Regions from separate parts of the Homo sapiens genome. Here region 1 is linked to region 2. Evidence: chromatin loops called from intact Hi-C (ENCODE). Cell type or tissue: dorsolateral prefrontal cortex. All regions are shown on one strand. Each heading gives the region's core, and the rest is flanking DNA. Links, peaks and the distances in the headings are about the cores only. Region 1 overlaps PART1 (prostate androgen-regulated transcript 1). Region 2 has its middle 99 kb from the start of PART1.

The links. Peaks named below come from ENCODE experiments on the same cell type or tissue, not always from the same donor. Only the 100,000 strongest peaks of a DNase experiment are listed, where the experiment ranks them.
Region 1: it touches region 2 in a loop (2.3-fold over the local background); 3 of 110 quality-filtered maps call a loop at or near these places.

Annotation. Positions count from the first base shown.
Region 1 is chr5:60,492,859-60,498,248 of GRCh38, forward strand. The region is part of intron 1 of PART1 (prostate androgen-regulated transcript 1); the gene reads left to right. It also overlaps a transcript of PDE4D not described here. Among named protein-coding and RNA genes, the nearest start is that of PART1, 7.8 kb to the left of the region's middle. In dorsolateral prefrontal cortex, for the core only: no CTCF peak of the experiment used is centred there; a DNase peak (open chromatin) is centred at 3,241; H3K4me3 peaks cover 714 bases; H3K27ac peaks cover 4,879 bases.
Region 2 is chr5:60,583,775-60,589,164 of GRCh38, forward strand. No RefSeq gene overlaps it. Among named protein-coding and RNA genes, the nearest start is that of PART1, 99 kb to the left of the region's middle. In dorsolateral prefrontal cortex, for the core only: a CTCF peak has its summit at 2,723 (motif pointing left); no DNase peak of the experiment used is centred there.

The sequences.
Region 1 (5,390 bases), core at 181-5,180, 91 kb before region 2:
TGTGCACATGTACCCTAGTACTTAAAGTATAAAAAAAAAAGATTAAAAAAAAGAAGAAAAGAAAAAAAAAATGAAGGTGAATTAATGAACTGCCAGATGTGGTGAAATGTGTCTACTAACATCACATATTGCATTTCAACTAATATTTGTAAGTAAGATTTTGCCTTAAGGCCTCTAAGATAACAGCACAGTGAAGTGTGTTGGTCACTATTAATCATCAGTTTTTTGCCTGGTTCTCAATTGACACTTTTAACCCTGCCCTGTATTTTGCTGTGTCATGCAAGGACACTAACCCAGGACATGACACACAAGGGGTAACAGTAGTAGACATGATTCATATGATAGTTGGTACAAAGTTTAGACTAGTTTAAACATTCCTGCATGAGGGAAAAAAAATAATGGAAGTCATTAATCTTCAGTCATGGTAACCTAACCAAAAACGATTTGAAGGAGGAGAAAAAAGAGGGTTACCGATCATGAACAGCTATGCTGATTATCCAAAATACATGAACCATGTCTGGAATTCATGCTGAATTCTCAGCTTAAATATGAGCTATGTTGAAGCGAATTATATTTTCTCCTCCCATTGATGAGAAATTTCTCAGAGCAAGAGAATATCAACTGAGACTTAGACGTGCTCACTAAGAAGCAGCAGAAGAAAGAACAGAGTCTGCTTGGTGAAGGAATAGCCACCCCAGAGAAGGAGTATGGACTTCTATACACAATCATTCATTCATTCATTCATTCATTCATTCATTCATTCATTCACTACTCATGCATGATCTTTGTCCTTATCTTCCTCCACTGTCACATGAATACCCACCCACTGCACCTACCTGCTTCCTATTCCTGAGAACCCAGGCTCACACACAGAGCCATGTTTCTGCAAATGCAGCCCCTCTGACTGCACACCCTTCCCCAGCACCCACCATGAAGACCAAGAAAAATGAATTCCTTCACTAGAAACCCCTTCCTAGCCACCCCTTCTCCATGAAAGGTGGTTACACCCTCCTGAGTAAATTAATGAACCAGTACCACTTACCACATAAATTAGCACTAGAGGACAAACGAACATTGGAAAAATTGAGGGATGTTTTCAGTTTAACAAAAAAAATGCTTTAAAATTGAAACATAGGGTACTTTCTGCAAGATTAAAATTCCAATAAAATCAAATGTGAGGCTTATCGGACCCACAGACAAACTCTTGGCTAAAGTTAGGCATCATCTCTGGTCCTTCTCAACAAATGGATAAAGAAATGCAGGGGATCCCAACATAGTCTCTAGAAATGATCGTATATTTGAAAGTTTGAAAGCTTTGCATGGGGCCTGGCAAGGAGTTGAATGAGCTAAGCTAAGTCTCACTTATTCTAATGATCCTGCTCCTGGCAGAAGAATGCACTGGGGGTAGGGGGATCTCAGACTCAGAGGTGGGTAATTATCTCCCTCTTCCCCCTCTGCTGGTGCAGCTACAGAATCCGACATCAAGATTCCCTCCCAGAGCCACTTGTGCCACTGAGCCTCACCACCTGCAGCACTGCTGCAGTCCAGTCCTGTGACTAAGGGGGCAGTTATTCAGCACTGGACATTCACTGAGAGGAAAATGATGGAAGGGGCTGGAGAATTTCAGGAAAACAATGTATTCTGGAGGACAGCCCTCGGAACTGTGACATAGGTCCAGTTTGTCTTTAGAGCCTTTCCTCCTCACTTCTACCCCCAGAATAGTCTCCCTGGGCTCCCCAGATTCTTCTTTGTGGCCCACAAAGGGGCCTAACCTCCCTCCCATCAACTAAATCTTTTTGTGTGCCATCCCCAGAGTAGCAGATTAAAGCAGTCTGTGAAAATATAAGTAAATGGTCCTGCTATCTTCCAAGTGGCATGTCATTTCAATAGGGGCTTTCTAGAGCTAAAGCTGAGAACCAGAGAAATAACCACCAGTGAACATTTCAGGCCTCATGAAGCATGACAACAAAGGCAGAAGGCAGGCAGGTCTTTCTGGGCCCTAGGGAATCACACCTGCATATCAGCTACCTTCCCCTCTCAGAAATGGGCCAGCCCTATTTGCATAGCCCTGAGCCAAGGAAAAGGTCAAGCTTTCCCTTCTCCATGCAGGGTCACCATCATGATTATACAACCTGTACCACACCTGTAAGTCCCACCTCCATGGCCCCTGTGTCTTCCTCTCTACCTCCAGAGCACAGGCCACCACTAAGCAAGGAAAGAGTTCTCACTTCTTTAACCTTCCCACAATACAGATAAATATCACATATAGTGCCTCAAAAGCAATTTGGCCATGGAGATACATTTGCAATCACCAGCAACTAAAAGAGACATGAGTTGCTCTATATCTAACTTCAGTCCATGGTATTTTGTCTAACTTTTGTCATGAAAATTTACACACAGAAATCAGAGGAGTGGAAAGAAAGCAGATTACACTGAGTCACAGTTGCACTAGGAAATAACACAGTGGCTCTCGAATGTCATGTGCATAAGGATGATGACCCAAGGCACCTGCTAAAATGGTAGATCCCTGGCTCCCACTACAGGATGCTGATCCCATGGATCTAGAGTAGAATCTAGGAATCTGCCTTTTCATTGCCCACACCCACCACCATGCGTCAATGTTTGTAAAGCCAGTGATCTATGGACCACTCCTTAAGAATCATTGAGATAGTGCATGCAGACTACTTAACAGAAAACCTGGTACAAATTTTCAATGCTTGCTAGCTAGCATTATTACCAATCAGAATCAATCCCAACTTCATAGATTCTACTTAGACTTGACCTTTTGCTAAGTGAAAATTGCACATGGGTGCGGAAGTATGGTAGCAAGCCAGGAGTTGTTTTAGTGCAGGAAGAGAAATAAGAAGAGGGATACAGTACGTGTCCTTCTAATGATCCTTTAACCATTAATGAAATCTCTTGAGCCCTAATTATCCCCTATTCCACAGTTTTCAACAGCTCTGAAAAGATTACACAGGGGTATCTGAAATAATTATCTATGGACCAGAAATTCCCAATGTAAAAACACTCAAAATATTGCCATTTTTATTTTTCTGCCTCAGACATGGAAAGCAAAACAGGGCTATTTGTTTTGTTGTGCAAAGCAGGCCCCAAGTGAACAGTGAGTTTCAGAATGGCTGAGTCCACCAACTTTGGCACAGTATCAGAGAAGTGAATCCCAAACCTGACTGGCTGTTGTGCTCCTGTGAGTCTTGGCTATTTCCTTTTGCTGCCAATGTGGGCCCTCTGCAGATGGTTGCAGCTGAGTATGTCTACTTACCTCTTGGACTGACTCCTCACCATAAATGGGATGGCCGTTCAGGAAATCTTCTGTTTGCTTTGCACGCTCCTGAGTATAGGACAAAGCGCTGTTGTTTAAGAACATAAATAACAAAAGCTTTGTTCTTCCAAACCGAGAGGGAAACTGTAGATCTATCCAAAATGACTTGGTCTTAAACTGCCTAAGGATGACAAGAATGAAATATTATTTTAGGCTGCCCATCAGCATCCGTCTCTCAATCTCCTGTCTTGGCTTCAGAAAACAATGACTCAATATGGTCTTTTTCTGACACATTGCAGCCTTAGGAAAATACTGTTCCACATATTTGGAACTAGAGCTTTCCCTGCATTAAAATAAGTGGAAGTTATTCAAAAGCCCACTTAGCTTTCTCTCTTTGAATCTGGGCATAGGAACACAGCTGTTTGTACTCACATAATGAAAGAAAAAAAGGAAACTGTGTATGACAAAAAAAAATCAAAATACATTTTTTACTAGGTGCTTGACATGTATTTTATTGCTTGATTCTCACAACAACCTCTAAGAGTTTGGTATTATCTCCATTTTCACCAAGAGTGAGAAAGGTTAAATAAGTTTCCCTAAGGACATAGAGTTGATAGGTGGGAGAGGAAACAGTTAAATAGCAAAGGAAGTAAAGGTAGCCTGAAATTCTAACTGTTCAGATTTAAATTAACAACTTCCCATATTTCTAGTAATATGACTGTATAGAAATGTGATTGTTGTGTTTCATAACCTGTTTTGTACCATTAAATAATTTTTCACATTAATATATGAAGCTTTACACCATCATTTTATTGACTATGCAGGATTTCACAGTAGGTATTTATCATAATTTACTATACCAGTTCTCTATTGATAAACATTAAAGTTATTTCTCATTTTCCCCATGAATATGCTTTTGCAAACATACTACATAAATGTATTTTTACATTTGTATAGTTGTCTTCTTAGGATAAGTCCTAGACCCAGAATTTCTGGGCAAGAAGATTATACATTTCACATTTCAGTAAGTATCAGCCACCTGCCCTCCAAAAGGTTGTATCAGGTAGTTGTATGAGCACATCCATTTCATCAAACTCACAGGCACACCGAGTTTAACCATCCATTCACATTTCTGCCAAAATGATGTGGGGAAATGATAGCATTGTTATCTTTATAATCACAATGCTAATTGGGGGGTTAGGTGTTAGGCATCTTCTCTTATGTATTGGCCGCTTGCAATTCTTTTTTGTCTTTCTTTTTTTTTGTTTTTGTTTTTGTTTTTGAGGCAGGATCTTGCTCTGTTGTCCAGGCTGGAGTGCAGTGGTGTGAACACGGTTCACTGCAGCCTCAACCTCCCAGTTGCAAGTGATCCTCCCACCTCAACCTCCCAAGCAGCTGGGATCATAGGCACATGCCACTAAGCCTGGCTAATTTTTTTTATTTTTTGTAGAGACAGGGTCTCACTATGTTCCCCAGGCTGATCTCAAACCCCTGGCCTCATGAGACCCTCCCACCTTGGCCTCCCAAAGTATTTAGATTACAGTGTGAGTCATGGGGCACACCAGCCACCTGTAATTCTTTCAGAAGTCAATTAGTCCTATCCTCTTTCTACTTTTCTATCAAAATCTGACTCCAAAATTAATTGCAAGTGCTTTCTCCCACCCCTACCTGTTTTCTCATTGTCTGAGCTCTGCAAAGCTGATGTGCTGGTATATTACAGACTTTGATCTATTGCCAGGAAAACTTTGGCAACATATTGCCAGGGCGATTAGTCAAGTTCCATAACATATGTTCCAAGAAGGAACACTGGTTAAGTCTAAAGAATAGAAATCCATAAATTTCTCCTTGGTCGTCTGCTTCAGAAATAGGTCATCCTCTGACTATCAGCAGTTGTTTAGCCGAAAAGAAACAATGATCCATTCAAACTTAAATCTTGTTCTTCTGCACAGAAAAGTTTGGATAACAGAAAGAAGGCAAGAACAGTTTGGAGGAACATCCCCAGAACCAGTGACTGGAGACACACACATGCACACACACACACACACACACACACACACACAATTTTCCATGCCCCAGACAGAGTCAGACCACAAAGATTGTGCTGTGACTC
Region 2 (5,390 bases), core at 72-5,071:
AATTGCCATGAACATTGATAATACTATAAAAAGGAAGTCTGGTTTATATAAATGCAAGTCAATACAAATGAGAAAAGGACCATTTATTGTGATGGATGTGTTCACTGAATGCAAAAGCAAATTATTGAAGATAGAGTGAAAGGGAAAAATCTATAAATATCCAGGCTCCCTGCAGTAGTGACATTAACCACATGGAAATTAAAGAAAACCTAAAGGAAAACACTGAGTTCACATGTGGAGAAAATATTAAAAGCATCTCACTGCAGGCAACAAGATTAAGGCAATGCATTTGCAGAGCCACTTCTAACATTCATTAAATGTTATGAAATGGAACAGTATGGACCCAGAGGCATGGAATATCAGGCTGTTGATGGAAAAATAGAAACTGGCAATAAAAGGATCACTCTTTTACATAAAGTGCAAGGAAGGTTCATCAACACCAACAATTATTGCAACCATTGTAAACTCATCAGTACAGACTAATGCAGGAATGCCCTGTGAAAATGTGGAAAGAGAAACCATGGTGTAGCAGCAACCTACTAAGAATCCAAAAATTGCAAAGAGCATTGAGATCTGGATCAACTGACCTGGAATATGTAAAGGAAGCCATCTCGGAGATGTTATTTGACAGGTGCCAAAAAACTCCTTACTTAAAAATAAGTCCGCTGCCTGCCTGGCCACAGTTCATGAAATCCCCTTATTACTCAGTCCTTTACAGAGAGCCATGTCAGACTTTATATTGAAGTATTAGCATTACCTGGACCACATGGAATGGTAAGTCATTTCTAGTTGTCACCAGATCCTATTTCATGCTATTTCCTCTGAGAAAATGCCTCTGCCCTGCCTTCCTCACTAGTGGACACATTCTTCAGGGTTCAGCTTGAATATTAGCTCCTCAGTAACACCTTGCATATCCCTCCACTGCCCTGGAAAAATTATCTCTCCTCTGTGTACCCTGCACACTACAGGGGTCTGATTTCATCATCTAGAGTTACACGTAGACATATTGCTTTCCTCATTGGGCTGAGGCTCCTTCAGAGTTAAAGCCGTCTTTCTCCCTTCATCATTGCCCAGCCTAGCATCTGCAGTATTAAGGCTCTACAATAAACTGAATGAATGAAAGGGCTCTAAGTACTTGCTTAGCTAACTAGTCTTCATGAAGAAACATAATGCAGCCTGGTATAAGCTCTGTGGAGGGCAAATGTCAACATCATAGTGGGGAGCCTGAAAAGAGAGGTGGGGTCTGGGCTGTTTCAGCTCCTGAAATGTGTCGCCTACAAAGCTCATGCTCAGGAAACACCTGAGCACAACTAAGGATGTAGTGGATAAAGAGAAAGGGACCCAAAAAATAAAGAAGGGGCATAGATGGAGGATAAAGGGAACCAAATATAAGCCCTCTCTTTCAGAGATTTGCTTAGATCAAGCCCACACACTCCTGTCAGCGACAAGACTTAGTGTGGCGAAGTGGGAAGAACTCCAGATCATCGGACAGAAGACCAGAGTTGAAGTTTTGCATTTGTAACTGGGCACCTCTCTCCCAGTTTTCTTACCTGCATCTGTCTGCCCACCTCTACATAAAGCATAAGTTTGGCCAACATAGAGCATTCAACACTTTGTTTCTATCAGATACCTTATTGTAAGGTCTGCACACTCCATTTCTCCACTGACCCCTCCATTCTCAGCAACTTCTAATATCTTCCTGTCCTGGAAAACACTGGAGTTTGTTCCTTCCATATCCAATCCCTTCACTTTACTGAGAAAAAGACAAATCTCAGAGAGGTTGTGACTTGCTCAAGGTCACTTGCCCAACTGGCAGTGCCACAAGTTAAAATCCAAATATTCTGATTTCTAACTAATATTGGTGCTACAAATTCTAATAGGAAGGACCGTTGGGTAATAATTTAGTTCGAAAGAAGGAACTAGGAGTCTTGCTTTTAGACTGTATTTGCATAGCAAACACAGTTTACTTAATTATGTTTATTTAAGGTGTGGGAAATTAAAGCCTCCTCAAGCTATCTGGTGGCAGAACCACTGCTGCTAACACACTGCTCTTTCCATCACACCATCTACCTGCAGTAAAGTCATTTATCATCTCAGTAACCTCAAAGATGTTTCCTGGGCTATGCTGGTTTGACTGCTTATTGTATTTTGGCATCAACAACTCCAAAGGCATTACTTGTAAACATATGCTTTATCTCCGATTGCCATCTCCGCATTTATTATAAAATTCTCGGTTTATAGACCAAAACATTAGTCTGAGGAATAAAACAAGATTTATCTGAGGGAAAGAGAACAAGCACAGTTGTCCCCATATTGCAGAGAAGACAGCTAAGGTGAGGGGCTGATGCGTGAAATTATCCTACCTCTGTGTTTCTCTTCTCAAACTGAAATTTGCAAGAAATATTTTCAGTTTCAAATCCAATAATCTGACATTTATCCCAAATTATCTGTTGCTACGTTTAGATAATTGTTCATTTCTACCATTGGTAAGTTCCTTTTAGGGAGTATTTAGCAAGCAGTTAAGCTTTCTGGGGTTTTGAGGAAAACATATGGTAATAAAGGACCCAAAATATTACCCACAGTAATTTTTGTTACAATAAAGATGACCAATCTTTAAGTTTCTTTCTTCCACAATTAATGGCTTACTACCTATATCAAATATACTGGACTTAAACATAAAATCCCTAGTTTTTCCTTTATGATACAATAACTATCAACACAAGACTGACCTCTACTGGGAACATCTGTCCTTGTTAGATGGATTGTGACTTGTGAAAATAGTCAAATATGCTAAATCAGACACCTGTTGTGCCTTAATAGATCATCAAATTAAATTCTCTGTGAAAAGGTAAGAGTGATGAACTTTCTGAAATCAAAACCTTCATCATCTTTAAGCAGTAATTGTGTATAATTATATTTGGCATTTTGATAAGTAGAAAGTAGAAAAAAATTCAGAAATGATGTCACTGCATGTTTTAAATGTTAATTATTGCCTTAGACAATTATTAACTTAGAACACTGATGCATTATTATCCAATCAGATTGTACCATCTTGTATATTCTATTTAGAAAAGTCTTAAATTTTTTTTTCTAAGTATCAAAACGCTTTCAAAAGATGGAAATTTTTAGGACAAATTTGCATATGGACAAAAACCCAAATTTAATTTTTAAAATTATGCAGAATCAGTAGGCAAGAAGGCTGATTTCATTTGTTATATTTCCTCTGTGCTTCTTATCATGGTCTAATAACGCATGTGAATCAGCTACATGATTCTAATCTTCAAAACATCACTCCCATCATTTGACTGAATTTTTAATAACTTCTGAGTCCAAAACACACCTGATTAAAAAATATACAAACATAGATATGGATATTAGTAATTGGAGGTAAACTAGAATCACAGGTTCTCATAAAATTATAGATTGCATTTTATCCTGCATAACTATTTTTAGCAACAAACAGTTCTGCTATCTTGGTAAATTATCACTGAAATGTCTGTTGTCAGGACCCTTCAAAGGTCTTGAGTTCTTAGTGGGAAGAGTGAGCAAAAGGCCTCTACATTCGCATGTTGTATTAGTCTACACTAATCAAAACTGAAGTACTTCAATTTTAAATATTGATGTGGTTGGCTGTGTCCCCACCCAAATCTCATCTTGAGTTGTAGTTCCCATAATTCCCACGTGTCGTGAGAGGAGCCCAGTGGGAGGTAATCAAATCATGGGGGCAGTTATCCCCATGCTGTTCTCATGATAGTGGGTTCTCACAAGATCTGATGGTTATATAAGGGGCTTTTCCCCCTTTGCTCGGCGCTTCTTCTCCTGTCGCCTTGTGAAAAAGGATGTGTTTGCTTCACCTTCCACCATGATTGTAAGTTTCCTAAGGCCTCCCCAGCCATGCAGAACTGTGAGTCAGTTAAACCTCTTCTCTTTATGAATCTCCCAGTCTCAGGTATTTCTTCATAGTACCATGAGAATGGACTAATACAAATATCAATTATATTTTACTTAGTTCTCATGAAAATAATTTTTAGTCCTCTAGTTTTTTTAAAAATTAAGTTTCATTTGCTTTATTAAACATAGAAAGAAATCCATTATAAACTACTCAAGAAGACTACCTTGTTATTATTTTGAAAGATACGCTGGCAGCAAGATGTAAAATTTGTGGGGGCTAGAAGAGGGAGAAAAGCTTTTGTTATATTCCCTAGAAAAGGCTCTAGATACTGTAAGTGTCCTCAGTTCTGACAGAAGAGCCCCAAAAGAGGTATTACAAAGTGAGTAGACCTAGCCACATACATAATTATTTTTTGTTTGGAAATAAGCACTGTTGGTGACATTTTATGGAAAATATAATTTATTCTACATCCTCAAATGAAGCAAACAATTCACTCAACAATTCTCCAAGGTGAAATTTGCAAAAACTGTAAACAGAATTTTAACTTAGATTCACTACTTAATTATGAAACTTACATTGCAACATAAATATGCACTAACAAACTGAAAGTGACTTTTTTTATTGGGTTAGCACCCTGTTGTCCCATTACTGTTCCCAGTTTATTTCTTCAAATTGAAAATTTAAACGTTAAGTTAACTAGACACTGAAAAAATTCATCAGAGGGTACTTAATATATCCTCCACTTATCCCAGGAAGTATATTTGTTCTACAAAATTAAATAAGAAATATATTTCCAAGTTGATACAAAGTAGCAAATTCTGTTCATTAACGTGGTCTTAGATCCCAACTTTCAAATCACTTGAGTACCCATGAGCAAATAATTTCTTTAAGACTCAATAATCATAGTTTATGTTTTACGGCAACTTGTTTGGAAGACCCAGTGATGTCAAGGTATTACACTCTGCAGGTTATATTGTCTTAAGCAAGAAAACGCACGATCGCAAATGCTGTAAAATTGGAATTTCCTATGTTTCATGCTGAAGTGAGTACTTCAAAATACTATGATGATGAATATAAATACAGTTGAATCTCTCCTAAATACTGATTTTTGATAGGTAATAAAACTCTTACTTTTCCCTAGGTCTTTGACATATATAGGGTTTTGTTCTTGAGGGTAAAAGTAATGATTTACCACAGCCACACCCATATAACTAGGGACCATTTTAACTGATTCCTCTTTTAATCATGATTTAAGATTTGTGTGACTTTCCAAACATAAGACATTTTTAGTTTCTTCTTCCTGTACACAAGCAGCTCACAAACATCAGCTTTTTAAAAGTTATATTTCCTATAACAATGTGCAGAAACTCTTCTATATGTGGGAATCAAAACCAAACTCTTGGATAACATAAGTGCTAAGTCGTGACCCATATGTCTATTAAATTTGCTAGACTCCCAGACACGACTTCCCTGAAGGCAGATGCAGGAACACAAAGAC